Linked DNA regions of Mus musculus: region 1 is linked to region 2. The links are chromatin contacts, found by POLR2A ChIA-PET in ENCODE. All regions are on one chromosome and are shown on one strand. Each heading gives the region's core, a stretch centred on a gene start or an enhancer-like site at or near the end of the contact. The rest is flanking DNA. Distances are from core to core; before and after follow the strand shown. Region 1 has its middle 7.1 kb from the start of Gm46151. Region 2 has its middle 5.1 kb from the start of Gm46150.

What was found. ChIA-PET counts read pairs that join two places held with the same protein, here RNA polymerase II (POLR2A).
Region 1: POLR2A ChIA-PET joins it to region 2 with 28 read pairs in embryonic stem cell. The contact joins two enhancer-like sites. POLR2A ChIA-PET finds 5 or more read pairs at or near these places in 4 of 5 experiments (Patski and embryonic stem cell).

Annotation. Positions count from the first base shown.
Region 1 is chr9:102,782,352-102,789,070 of GRCm38, reverse strand. No RefSeq gene overlaps it. Among named protein-coding and RNA genes, the nearest start is that of Gm46151, 7.1 kb to the right of the region's middle. Within about 2 kb of position 4,535, at least 1 of the 3 ENCODE cell types and tissues checked has a DNase peak (open chromatin) inside an H3K27ac peak, as active enhancers do.
Region 2 is chr9:102,685,579-102,692,168 of GRCm38, reverse strand. No RefSeq gene overlaps it. Among named protein-coding and RNA genes, the nearest start is that of Gm46150, 5.1 kb to the right of the region's middle. Within about 2 kb of position 2,093, at least 1 of the 3 ENCODE cell types and tissues checked has a DNase peak (open chromatin) inside an H3K27ac peak, as active enhancers do.

The sequences.
Region 1 (6,719 bases), core at 3,286-5,785, 94 kb before region 2:
CACTCCAAAAGGAAGATGGTGAGTCCAGAGTAAGGCCTGTGGCAAACAAAACAAACAAACAAACAACCCTGGTTATTATTAAGTATCTGCAGATCAAAGAATATCCCAAGTACCACAGTCCAAACAAGTACCAACTCATCTTTGTTCTCACTTTAATATTTATCCTCATATACAGCTTCCATCTACGAACTCTTGGGCTGTTCTTTTTTGAATGGGTTGTTTTAATGTTTTATTCTGTGTGCCATTTGTGTGCCTGGCGCCTGCTGAGGTCAGAAGGTATTGGATGCCCTGGAACTGGAGTTATGGATGGTTGTGAGCCTGCATGTGGATGCTGGGAGTAGAGCTGGGGTCCTCTGCAAGAGCAGCCAGGGCTCTTCACCCCTCTCCAGCCCCTGGAGTAATTTCTTCATAAGCAAGGAGAGGGTAGATTGTCTGACTCATGGGGTTTCAGAAAATTTATTTGCTCTTCGTGATGGTTAGAAATTTGACTATCAAGTTTCAGATTCAATTTAAGTTTCTTCCAAAACTTGGAAAACTGTGCTTTGTTGTCTGTAGCAGCCTACTGTTACAAAATTTGTCATCAAGGTGGCTCTCACTCTCGTATATGTATTTGACCTGTTTGTTTATTTGTTTGTTTCCTGGAATCGTGTGCACATTCCCCGTTGAGTTCTGAAATCTCACCCAGATACACAAGAGTGTTCTGTACTAGTCTCTGTTGCACTCAGAGGACCCTTAAAACCACACTAGCCTGGGGCCAGCAAGATGGCTCAGTGGAGGAGGGAGCTTGAAGCATGGTGACCTGAGTTCAATTCCCAGGACCCACATGGTGGAAAGAGAGAACCAAGTCCCTCAAGTTGCTCTGTGGCCTTCAATCATAAGTCATGACACATGCACATCTCCCCCAACACGAAGTAAATAAATCAATGTAATTTAAAAAGTATAAAAGCCAGGCAGTGGTGGTGCATGCCTTTAATCCCAGCACTTGGGAGGCAGAGGCAGGCGGATTTCTGAGTTAGAGGCCAGCCTGGTCTACAAAGTGAGTGCCAAGACAGCCAAGGCTACACAGAGAAACCCTGTTTCGAAAAACAAACAAACAAACAAAAAGTATAAAAATAAATAAATAAAACACAAGGCTAAGACTTTTCTTTTCTTTTTTGCTTAGTGCAGATGATTTTAAGAAAATTATGATGAACTCAAAGTACCACCATCTGGAGGATGTCATTTTATGTTCTTCATGTTGTTACCTTGAAAAGAGTGAAAGGATTCCTCTGGTCTGAGATGAAGGACACAGCTCTTCTGACTCTTCATGCACAGCCCCTCCCCACAGGCAGCACTGGGCTCTCTGGTTCTGTGGGCATCTAGGCAGGTGAAGATGTTTACACTGGTGTGCATTGCTCACTTTTCCCACTGTAGCTGCAGAGATGGTTTCGTGATTAAGAGCACTGACTGCTCTTCCATTGACCTGGGTTGGGTTCCTCCTCCCACATCAGACAGCTCACAATTGCTTGCAGCTCCAGTTCCAGGGGATCCAATGGCCTCACCAGCACCTGCACACATGTGCAGCACACATGGTGCACAGCACATAAATCCATGCAGATAAATGTATACATAGCGAAGAAATAAATTTTAAAAATAAAATAAGTAGAATCACAAAGTATACATTGGTGCAGGATATTTGATCACACTGTGGACCCAGGATGGTTATTTACTTAAAAACCTATTCCTAGTTGTGATATGGCTCAGCCCTTGACACACATTTTTAATCCCTCTGGCTAGAACACAGATATGCCCTTAATAAACACCTTTAATTCCAACCAGTAAAGGTAAGATTAGATTGTAGAAAGGAGCACCCATGTTTGAAAGTGATGTCTAATTGAGTGGCAGACAAAGTGACGAATCAGAGAAAGATTTGACAGAATAGGATGTGCCCAACTCTCAGGAGAAGACAGGAAAGGGGAGCTCCTTAAAAGAGAGCGTCCGAGAGAACGGGAGAAAAGAAGACAGTTTTACTGGGACAGTTGTACAGAGACAGGTTAGAGAAAGAGTGAGAAGGAGCCAGAAGATCAGGACAGATTGCTAGAGTTTGTTTGATGCCAAGCAGAGCAAGTCAGGAGAAACTGAGAGAAGCCAGATTGAATCAGTCAGCTTGGAGAGGCATTTGAGCCAGTACAGCTGAGTTGAACTGGTCTGTATATGAGCTCAGTTACAAGAAGAAAGGGTGAACTTATTCAGCAGCAAGTCTCAGAGGCCAAAAACATTATAGGCCTAGGTAAGAAGATTGTATAGAGGCTAGAAGCTTACAGGAGCAGGCCTAGGTTAGCACACAGAAGCAGTACACCCCCTAGATGGCAATTACCTTAGCTAGCTGAATAAAGGATACATTCACAATGAGTTTCACATGTTCGCCCTAGCTTAGAGTCTGGACTGGTCTGAGTCTTCTTCATCTCCTGCCCTCACCTCCCAGCTTTGGGTCTTTTTATTCTGAAAATGTCTATCAACATTGACACGTTTTACTGGTTTCTTTAAGATTCTAAATTATTATGTTTGGAAAAAAAATCAAAGAAGTATCTGAAAAGCTCATTTTCTAATAATTAAAGTAAATACAGCTCATGGTGACCAAACTCAAGTCACCAGGCTTGGTCACAATTGACTCTCCAGACCCCCACATGTTATCTCTTAGCTTCTGTTACTAGAAAATAAGGGTTGAGGGGCTGGAGAGATGGCTCAGCAGTTTAGAGCACTGGCTGCTCTTCCAGGGGCCCTGAGTTCAATTCTCAGCAACCACATGGTGGCTCACAACGGTCTGTAATGAGATCTCGATGCCCTCTTCTGGTATGCAAGTGTACAAGCAGATAGAGCACCTATATGCATAAAGTAAATGAATAAATCTTTAAAAAGAAAGGAAGAAAGAGGGAAAGAGTTAGCATTCACACCTCTTCCTTATCTCACGGCTGGTCCCTTGGTCCTACTGGGATAGTTTTGTCTCCAAGTTTTGGCTAAACTATTACACTTTTTTCTTTTGGGGGTGGAGTGGGATGGTTCTGTTTCTTAGTGTAGGCCTGGCTATCCTGCAATTCCCTCTGTAGACCAAGCTGGCCTTGAACTCACAGAGATCTGCCTGCCTCTACCTCCAAAGTGCTGGCATTAAAGGCCACCACCACCGCTAAGCCAAATTATCCCCCCCCTTTTTTTTCAACATAAATACATGACATACTTAGTGGAATCACTAGCCCATTATGGTGTCTGTACCTGCACTTGTCCTGGAGTTAATGGTGTTTAATGTCTAGTCTAAAAGAAATTGGAGGGTTGGCAAGATGGTTCAGTGGTTAAGAGCATTGACTGTTCTTCCAAAGGTCCTGAGTTCAAATCCCAGCAACCACATGGTGGCTCACAACTACCCATGATGAGATCTGATGCCCTCTTCTGGCTCGTCTGAAGACAGCTACAGTGTACTTATGTATAATAATAAATAAATCTTAAAAAAATAAGAAGAAAAGAAATTGGAAACACCTTTGAGCTCATAAAAATCCTTTGTCCATGGGTTTACCACAGCCTTTGCGTCTCTCCTCCCTGAAAGGTCGGAGCCAAGAGAGACAGTCCTCATGTCCCTGGGAGGAAAAAGGCAGGGAAAGGGTGAGCCGTTTTCAGTCCTCTAACCCTAAAAGGAAAAGCATTCACAAGCATCCAAGGAGATGGGCTTTGGAGATCAATTGGCTTCAGGGCATTTCTTTGGAAATCATGTTTTCTTTTTTTGGAATGGGTGGTTCTTTGCCTATTCTCTACCCCAGTCCATGCCGGAGCGGAATGGCTACATCAGACCTTTCCAAAAGAAAATGGTCACAGTGTAGCGGGTTTGTCTTCCAAGCTACCAAAAAAACAGAAACCAAGCAGGAGCAATTATGTAGTCCTCTTGTATTTCAGTGCAAGGCTATGTGAGTCCTGATGGTTTCTGCTTTAGTGGAGAGATAAGCAAGCTAAATGTGAGTTTGGGGGGGGGGGCAGGAGGCATAGCTCAATGCCAGAGTGCTCGCCTAACATGTGTGAGGACTTGGGTTCAAGACCCACTATTACAAAAACAAGAAACCAGCTCAGCTAAATGAGAGGGTGAGAGGCAATGGGTGGGGGAGCAAAGAATCCCTAGGGAGGAAGGGGGCATGAGGAGGAGGGGCTTCAAGCTGGCAGGAGCCCCTAGCCTCACCATGGACACCTTCCAGCCTGATTGTGTGAACACTTCCTGGCACAGAGTAGCTGACATTAGTAACCTCAAAAGCTCCGACACCTCTCAAGGCTACGAGGATAGCCACCGGGGAGCACAGCAACAAATGGTTCCCTCATTTTTTAATCTTTCAGGACATTTGAGCCTCTCTGAAAGTGCTTACAGAGTTTGGAAGGACAAGATGTCTCGTGATAGCCTTACTAAGACTTACTTGGCCCCAGACAAACTCAAGACTTACTAATCGGTGCCTGGAGAGCATTTCATAACTTCACCACCAGGGGCCGCTGTTTCCCCATGCTCAGGCCAACAACACAGCCACTATCCCTCCAGGAACGCAGTTTGAGAACTGCCAGTGAGTCCAAAGGAATTCCACAAATTCAGACGCCCTGGTGCCCTCTCCACCTTCCCTTCCCCCAGTCTGGGACCTACCCGACCCAGAATAATGGGAGTGTGGCTTCCCAGATCCAGAAGTAGAAGCACGACTTTTTCTCCTAGGACAGAGTTTCTTTGTGTTGTAGAGACCTACTCAAATGGTTTTGAGGTGTTTTGTTTGTTTGTTTGTTTTTGGTTTTTTTTTAAATACGTGTGTGTGTGTGTGTGTGTGTGTGTGTGTGTGTGTGTTCCCTTCTTGAGAGAGAAATGCGGGCTCTCAGAGATGTGTGTCCTTGGCTAGGAAGATTCCAGCCATGTCAATGATCTCCAAATTGGGGGGTATGCAAAATGATCTGTTAAGGGCAAGAGAAAGAACATTGTATAACATTTACTTACGTATTTACTGTGTTAGTTTTAGAGATAGAAATGTGAGAGGCACACCCCCCACCCCACCCCCCCCACCCCCGTCTCAAAAAACAAAACACCTTTGCTATCCAGACTGGCACTGATGCTTTCTGAGGTCCTGTGTCACAAGGTCAGCAGAGTGCATGCTATATAGTGAGCGTGGAAGGACGGTGGAGTCACCTCCCTGTAACCAGAATTCTATTGCATACACCCTTTCTACTTACTGGAAGGACTGGGTGTCACAAAGTAACTAAAGGAGTCCTCACGGAAGGAAGTGGGGGAGGGGTGTTTAAGCATCTTCAGAAATGAGGGCCCGAATGCAGTGTCGCCAGTACCTGCATTCGAGCTTGGAAAAATGCCTAAGATATCACTCCCGTGCCTGTCCGACCTCTCAGCTACGCAATGACACTGAACCGAGGACAGTGCTGACAAGGTGTACCATCCAAATTCAAGCTTGTCAAACCTTTTGAAACAATAGCAGGTCTCTCATTTCTGATGAGCTTGAGGTAATATCAAAGGTCCCCGAGCCTTGACCTTAACAGCAGCTCGTGACATGTGACATGCGTGCTTGCTCATGTCACAGCGGGGATGCAAGCAAAATCAGGCCAGGGCTGAGGAAGTGTGTGCCACAGCCAAGAAGACGACCTTCCTATCTTATCAACTCTTGGAGTTTGTCTGGGGCCAAGGACCCGGGTAACTGGACTCTGAAGACTGTTCCTGGCAGTCAAGGTACAGACACTCGAACCATGACCCAAGGGGACTTTGGTTCTATGAAGGCTAAAGCCTTTCATATCAGCTGTCTTCTGTGGCTTTGTTCTGCCTCGGGACCGTCTGGCACCTGGTACAGAAAGGAAGAGGCTTGAAGAAAAGGAGTCGACACATGTTCACCCGAGCGTGTTCACCCGAGCATGTTCTTCGGCTTGCTTGGTGGGGCTTTTCCAGCTCTACCCTAGTTTACCGTGCACTTCCTATCCCTGTTCAGTGGGAGGGCCTTCCTCCAAACTACATTCCTCCGTGAAATTCTTTTTTTAGGGACAGCGGATTTAAAAAGTAATCTTGTGGGATTTGTCCAAGTCTTGACAAAGGAGAAGTTCACACTGGGTGGATTTGCTGAGAAGGAATGCAAACTCACCTTTATCATTCCTGTCCAAGCTAGCAGCAGCAGGATTACTTGGGGATGAGTCTCAAAATATGCAGAGTCCTGGACCCTACTCAAGACTGCCTGACTCAGAATCTCTGAGTGGGACCAGGAGGCACATCGACAAACCCAGTCCATCTCCCCCAACTCCAAACATTACAAGATAAATTTTAAAACTTTGCAAAGACAAAGTTCGTCTCAGTGAGTTCATTTGCCTACCACGCAGGAAGCTCCAGGCTGAATCTCCAAGATTAACCGGATGGAATGGTGCGTGCCTGTAATTCCAGCCCTTGGGAGGAAGAAGAATCAGGAGTTAAGGACTCCATCTAAAGTATGTAGAATAACGAAAGACCAGTAAGATGGTTCAGTGATTAATGTCACTTGCCACCAAGCCTAATGACCCGAGGAGTTGGATCCTTGGGACTCACATGGTAGAAGAGAACCAGCTCCCTACAGGTGCCCTCTGACCTCCACACAATGCCACGTCAAGCACACACATGCAGGCACACACGCATGCACACAAAATAAGCCAATAAATGTGAAAGAAATAAAGAATAGAACCAGAAGAAAAACTTGTAAACAGCTTCT
Region 2 (6,590 bases), core at 844-3,343:
GGGGTTTTTGTTAGGTTTTTTTGTTTGTTTGTTTTGTTTTGTTTTTCTTTTTTTACCACGTGGTGTGCGCACCAGGTGTACCTCTTTATCTGCACACATTTGAGGCGCATGAACATATGTGCTTGAAACCCGGGGAGGTGGTGTGGGCACTGAGCTTGTAGAGAGGATACCCCTCTGTGAAAGGGATTCGGTTCTGTTCCAGAAGAAAGTCCATACAACACCAGGCATCGGCATTCCCAGTATTTCCCTCCAGTCTGATTTCATGCTCTCCCCCGCCCCGCCCCGTACCCCGTTTGTAGGGAGAATTATTGATGGAAATTCTAGAAGATTTAGGGTCAAAGAAGGCCAGAAAAAAAAAAAAAGAAAGGAAGGAAGGAAGAAAGAAAGAGAAAGAAAGAAGAAAATGAAAAGTTTCCTACCTTTAACCCATTAGGAACCTTAGTGCAATAATGCTTTAAATAACTACAGCCTCTCTCAGAATGGCCTGAGACACCTCACCCCCAAAACTTGCTTCAGGTAGGACAAAGGGTGTCATAAAATAAAGTGACTCTCAGCATAAAACAGGGTGAGACTTCTCTTGTCTGTTATCAAAAGGCCCCATTTGCTCTTCACTCTTCTGCCACGACTCCCTCTGAGAACTCCGACAGCTGTGTTTCTCCTTCCCACAGTGCATACTCTTTATTAAAACTTTTATATGCATTCTGGTCTGGTAAATATTTTACCCCCAAGCTTTGGGCAGGGTCTTTCCAGGGTCCCAGCCTAACAGAGCAGGTCCCAGTTTGCTCCAGTGGAGACAGCTGGAGCCAGGTAAGTGGGCCTCCTGGGGGAGTGGACACTCAGGGGTGCACTCTCCTTTCTTGGTGCAGACTAAAGAGACCTCCAGGAAGGGAGTAGTAACTCCCATTGAGCTGTCTGCCTGGAGACACCATCCCCAAAGGCCCCCTTGATCCCCGACCTTCCCTCTGCACGATGTGTGCTGGCTACTAATAGAGATCCAAATTGAGCAGTGAGCCCAATGGGTCTTTTGTGCAATGAGGTGAAAGTTCACATCTGTCCACACTATCGCCTGTCTTTGGGGCTTTGTTTTCCCATCCAGGGAAAACGTTGATGGACTGCATGGGAGTGAGATGTGTGCGTGTGTGTGTGTGTGTGTGTGTGTGTGTGTGCGCGCGCGCGCGCGCGCGTTCTATAAGGTCCCTACAGGGGATGAGGAGGCGCCTAGGTTTGTGAGCACAGAGATTTAGAAAGGTGAGGTCACCATGACTTCAGTGTCTGCAACTTTGGATTGCTTGCGATTGTTTTCAAACTCAGGGAAGTGTTTGAAATTTCCTCTAACGGTAAAGCAGGATGGAAGACGGTAAACAAACTTGGGAGAAGAACAGCGAGGCGAGCGGCAGGCGGCTAGTGGGTCCAGAAAGCGCTGCACCTGTGATGGCAGAAAAGACAGGTTCTTCTTTCAACCCGGCATCCCCAGAGGCTGCGACAATTGGGGTAAACCAGAGGGGCAAACTCGCAGGCAGACAAAGAGAACATCTGCATTTGAAATGGGTTCCCACCCGGGGCTCCAATGGGAGGCTCGCTGCGAGATCTGCCTGCTGAGTAGCTCCTCCTAGAGAGAAAAGCTTCTCCGAAAAGCCCAGTTGTGTACCCTCAACCCTCTGACCCCCAACGAAACCCCTTGGAAAAGTCAGCAGACGGGAGAACAGGACCCTCCCTCCTCCAACCCCCACTCCCAGCGCAGACTTGTCTATTTTACTCAAGGTCACTTCCAAACAGGACTGGAATAAACCCTCCTTGTTTGCTTCTTTCTGGGACTTAAGCCCCGGGTCCCCTTGGGTGTCGTCCAGGACGCCAGGCGTGGCTGCTGACAATGGCGTTCAGACGACAGATGGCGGGCGGGAGGGCGGGGGCGCAGGGCAGGTGCGCGGGGAGCGGCTGAGCGCCGGACGCCCGGCTGCCAGGGTGAAAAGATCTCTAGCTGTGGGGGGCCGCTGAGTCTGGGAACAATGAGATAATTCTCCACCGCGAACGAACGCACCCCCTCGGGGTGGGGGTACTCGGCCACGCGCCAGCAGAGGAGAGCCGATTACTGTGCGGCATTGGTCCCCCGCAGCGCCCTGCTTGCCCCCGCCCCGCTACGGGAGCTCTGGGCTCCTGGGCACATTCGTGCACACGCTCAGCACACTCCGGGGGCCAAGAGGAGGGCACTGACAAGAGCAGACGCCTGCAGAAGAAGGCTGTATTGTTTTGTTTTTATGGCGCTTGAGGACCGTACCGCTCCCCCCCCGCCCCCACTCTCTCAACCATTTGGATTTGGGAGAAATGTTCAGCCAGCATCTTAAGCTACCAGAGACTGGGTGTCTCGGGCAGGGCAAAGACAGAGAACCCTGAATAAGATTGAGGTGGGTTTCGCTCCGCCATGGCTCTGCGATTTGAGGGAGGGGACGGATGTATGCTAGATTGATTGGCTTCAGTACCAACCGTTTTACTAAGCTTACCCCCTCTGCTCTGTGTTTTATCTTAAATCTCAAACTGACATGGGAGGTAGCAGAAGGCAGCACCCTCTGACCATCCCTTGAGGCTGGGACTTTCATAGAGCTAGGTGTTAGCATTTCCTCTAGGCTCCGCCTAGCAGTTACCTAGCAACAGCCAGGTATGAGCCTGGCTCGTAGATAAAAAGAACTCGCCATCTTTTTTGTGTCTCTGTCAGTCTGTTTTTCTCTCTCCTTCCCTTTCTCCCTCCCTCCCTCCCTCCCTCCATCTACTCCTCCCTTCATCCCTTCCAACTTCTTTCTCTCTCCCCACCTGTTCCCTAGAGGCCTCTTCTTCTTTCTCCTCCCTCTTACTGTCCCCCTCTGTCCTCTTTTTTTTTTTTTTCCCCTCTGCCTCTGCTCCCTTCCTCAGAACCCCTTCCCACGTCCCAAATAAACTTCCTTTTATGCTACACCCGTTGTATGGCTGATATGACACCTGGTGTGTGTATTGGGGGTGGGGAGCGCCTCAGCATGGGCCCGCTAAGGCACCCCTCTCCCTCCACATCATACCCCGTTTTATAAAACATATCAACCACTAGGAAGGCCTTTTTATGAGCCAATTGTTCCAATTGTACCTAGGTTTGGGACTTTGAAGCAGACTGTGTTGACTGTGTCTTTAGGAAAACTAAACAACAAACAAAAGCACACTATCAGTTTGTCTCTTTTTATTGGACTATTGATGACAATAGTTAGATCTAGGGCGCAGGTTGTCATCACCAAGTTCAATAAGGTGATTTCCTTTTCCTGTGCTTTCAAGTGAATTGTTGCCACTCTTGAGAAAAACAGCGTTAGGCGAGGGAGCTAGGGCTGACTGTTCACCCAGGAGTTCGGTCAATACTGGTAAGGCTTAAGCAAGCACTGGGAAGTGGGATTGTCTTAGGATTTCTATTGCTGGGATGAACACCATGACCAAGAGCAACCTGGGGAGGAAAGGGTTTACTGAAAGTCAAGTCAGGAACTCAGAGCAGGAAACTGGAGGCAGAACTGAAGCAGAAGCTACAGGAGAGCCCTACTTACTGGCTTGCTTCCTATGGCTTGCTCAGTTAGGTGGTGGTGGTGGTTGCTGCTGCTGTTGTTTATATAGCTCAGGACCACCTGCTCAGAGATAGCACTGCCCACAGTGAACTGGGTCATCAAGAAAACACCCACAGGCCAATCTGATAGGGGCATTTTCTCAAGATTGGCTTACCCTTCTCAGACGACTCTAGCTCTGTCAAGTTCACAAACAAACAAACAAACAAACAAACCACCCAATCAGAAGGGAATGTAAGGAAGAGCATGCTTTAGAACTGTGGAGAAACCTGGGACCCTAGGAAGAGGCTGCCATTACATTCCATGAAGTCATCTATACTTTGTGTCCCATCCCAGAACGGAAAAGGTATCAGATAATAGACTAAGTCTTCTTGCCATTAAGGTTGGGAGAGACTTCAGAGGCCAGGCCAGGGGAACATTTTCCAGATGCTTCCAAGGGAGACGGGCAGTCTGCCAGAGTCTGCCATACAGTCTTGCATGCCTGCAGCTGTCACAGTCAGGGCAGAAACTGCCCCTTTCACCACGGATAGAACAACCGTTCTTTAGTGGGGCTCCTGTGCTCAGACCTGAACCTCAGTGAGCTTAGAGAGTAAGAGGGTATTTGGAGGGGGACAAAGGACCCCACCCCCAGTGATATAAAGCTTTTAAAAGAGGCAGATGACAAATGAACCTATGGGGGTGTGGTAGGGGGCACACCTGCAGCTATTTATATAAAGTAAGGATACTGAACTAAAAGAGCGATTTTTCCAATTATACAGCTCATCAGAGGAATTGGAAGAGAAAACAGTCATTATTATGCTGTTCAGTGGCAAAGATGACCTGGATCCACAATCAAGTTACCCTGAAAGCACAACACAAAACCAGTGACAGAGACCAAAAGGGACGTTCAGTGTAGGACGGTGGAACCTTGCCAGGCTAGAGGGCACAGCTAATGCCATACCACAGCTTGTCTTATAGCTCATCTAGAGTAGCCGGAAGACTTTAGGATTGCTAGGATTAAGAACATAATTTTGGAGCCAGGAGTGGTGGCACATGCCTTTAATACCAGCACTCAGGAGGCAGCGGCAGACAGATTTCTGAGTTCAAGGCCAGCCTGGTCTATAAAGTGAGTTCCAGGATAGCCAGAGCTACATAGAGAAACCCTGTCTCAAAAAACAAAAACAAAAAAACAAAAACAAAACAAAACAACAACAACAAAACATAATTTGGAGCCAGGTGTGTGGTGCATGCCTTTAGTCTTAGCCCTTGGGAGACAGATGTAGGTGGATCTCTGAGTTCAAGGCCAGCTTGGTCTACAGAGTGAGTTCCAGGACAGGCAGGGCTACACAGAGAAACTCTGTCTGGAAAAAAAACCAAAAACCAAAAACCAAACTAAACCAACCAAAATAAAAAATAGTTTTGGAAATAGCTTGATAGAGGATACGTGCATCTAAATATTCCTTCTTATTTTGATAATAAGCACCTAGAAATGAAAGTGGGAAAACATTTTCTTTATAAGGCTAGCAAAAATTGCATAGTGCTTAGAATAAATTTAGCACAAAGAAATACACTTTTTGTAGAGAACCATGAAATCCTTTTGAAAGAAACAATATTTTTTTTAGGGATACAATATCATAAACAACCATTTGTTTCTAAACTAATATATACACGTGATAGATTATATGTCTATAGGGTTATTTAATACAATAAAATAGTGGAAATGATTCCGAGGAATAATAAATACTCCCCAAATTTAGATTACACCTTAAAAAAACAGGTTAGGTGTGGTGGCACACACCTTTAATCCTAGTACTATGGAGACAGAGGCAAGTGGATCTCTGTGAGTTCAAGACCAGCCTGGTCTATGTAGACTTTAGAGAGTTCCAGAACAGCTATGACTATTAAGAACCTGTCTAAGATATCTAGAGATATCTAGGTGAAGAATAACAGGAGTCTGTCCTCAACAGATATCAAAACAATTCAAGTTCACTGAAATCAAGGCATTATGATACTAGCACAGGCAGAGACAAAAAAATTATAAATAAATTATATAATCTGTAAATAGATTTCAGATCCCATGAGTACTCATTATGACTAAATAGGTTTATCATTAATCCAGTGGCTTATGGGATATATTATTGATAGCACAGGCAATGTAAGAGGAAATTTGACACAGCCTCTTATACCCTACAAAATAAATTTAGGGAAGCTGGAGAAACAGTTCAGTGGTGAGGGGTGAGTGTTGCTCTTGCAGAGACTGGGGTTCAGTCCTCACACCCACGTCAGGCAGCTCACAAGGACCTGTAGCTCCAGTTCCAGGGGACCCAACACCTCAGGCCTCTCCTGACAACCGGAACTCATGTGCACACCCTCCCACACACACCCCTAAATTAAAAAGAAAATAAATCCTTAAATAAATCTGTTTAAAAAAACAAATCTAGATTGATCAAAGATAAACCATAAAGAACAAAGCAAGGCAGGTAGGAAAGATACCTCAGTCAGTAAGGTGCGTGCCACACGCAAGCCTAAGGACCTTGGAGTAGTAGCCAACACCATGCAAATCATCAGATACGGCGATGGGTACTTGTAATCCCAGCATGGAGATGTGGGGACAGGTTGATTCCTGCGGCTCGCTGGTTATGCTGAGTCTGTGAGCCTCAGGGTCCCAGTGAGAGAGACCTTGTCACAGAAGACAAGGTGAACAGCTCAGAAGGAGCGGTTATCCTCTGGGCTCCACACATGTGTACTTACCCTACACATAAATCTCACACACTTACACAAAAATTGAAAAAGTAATAAAACAAGAACTTTGGGTAAGAAAATCTAGAATGTCCTTTATACAAAGTATGACAGTTGGTTTTTTTTTTTAATTAGGTATTTTCTTCATTTACATTTCCAATGCTTTTTTTTAAAAATTAACTTATTTCTTTCTTTTTTTTTTTTTTTTTTCCAGACAGGTCTTTCTGTGTGGCTTTGGCTGTCCTTGAATTTACTCTGTAGAGCAGAGTGGGCTTGAACTCACAGAGATCTGCCTGTTTCTGCCTT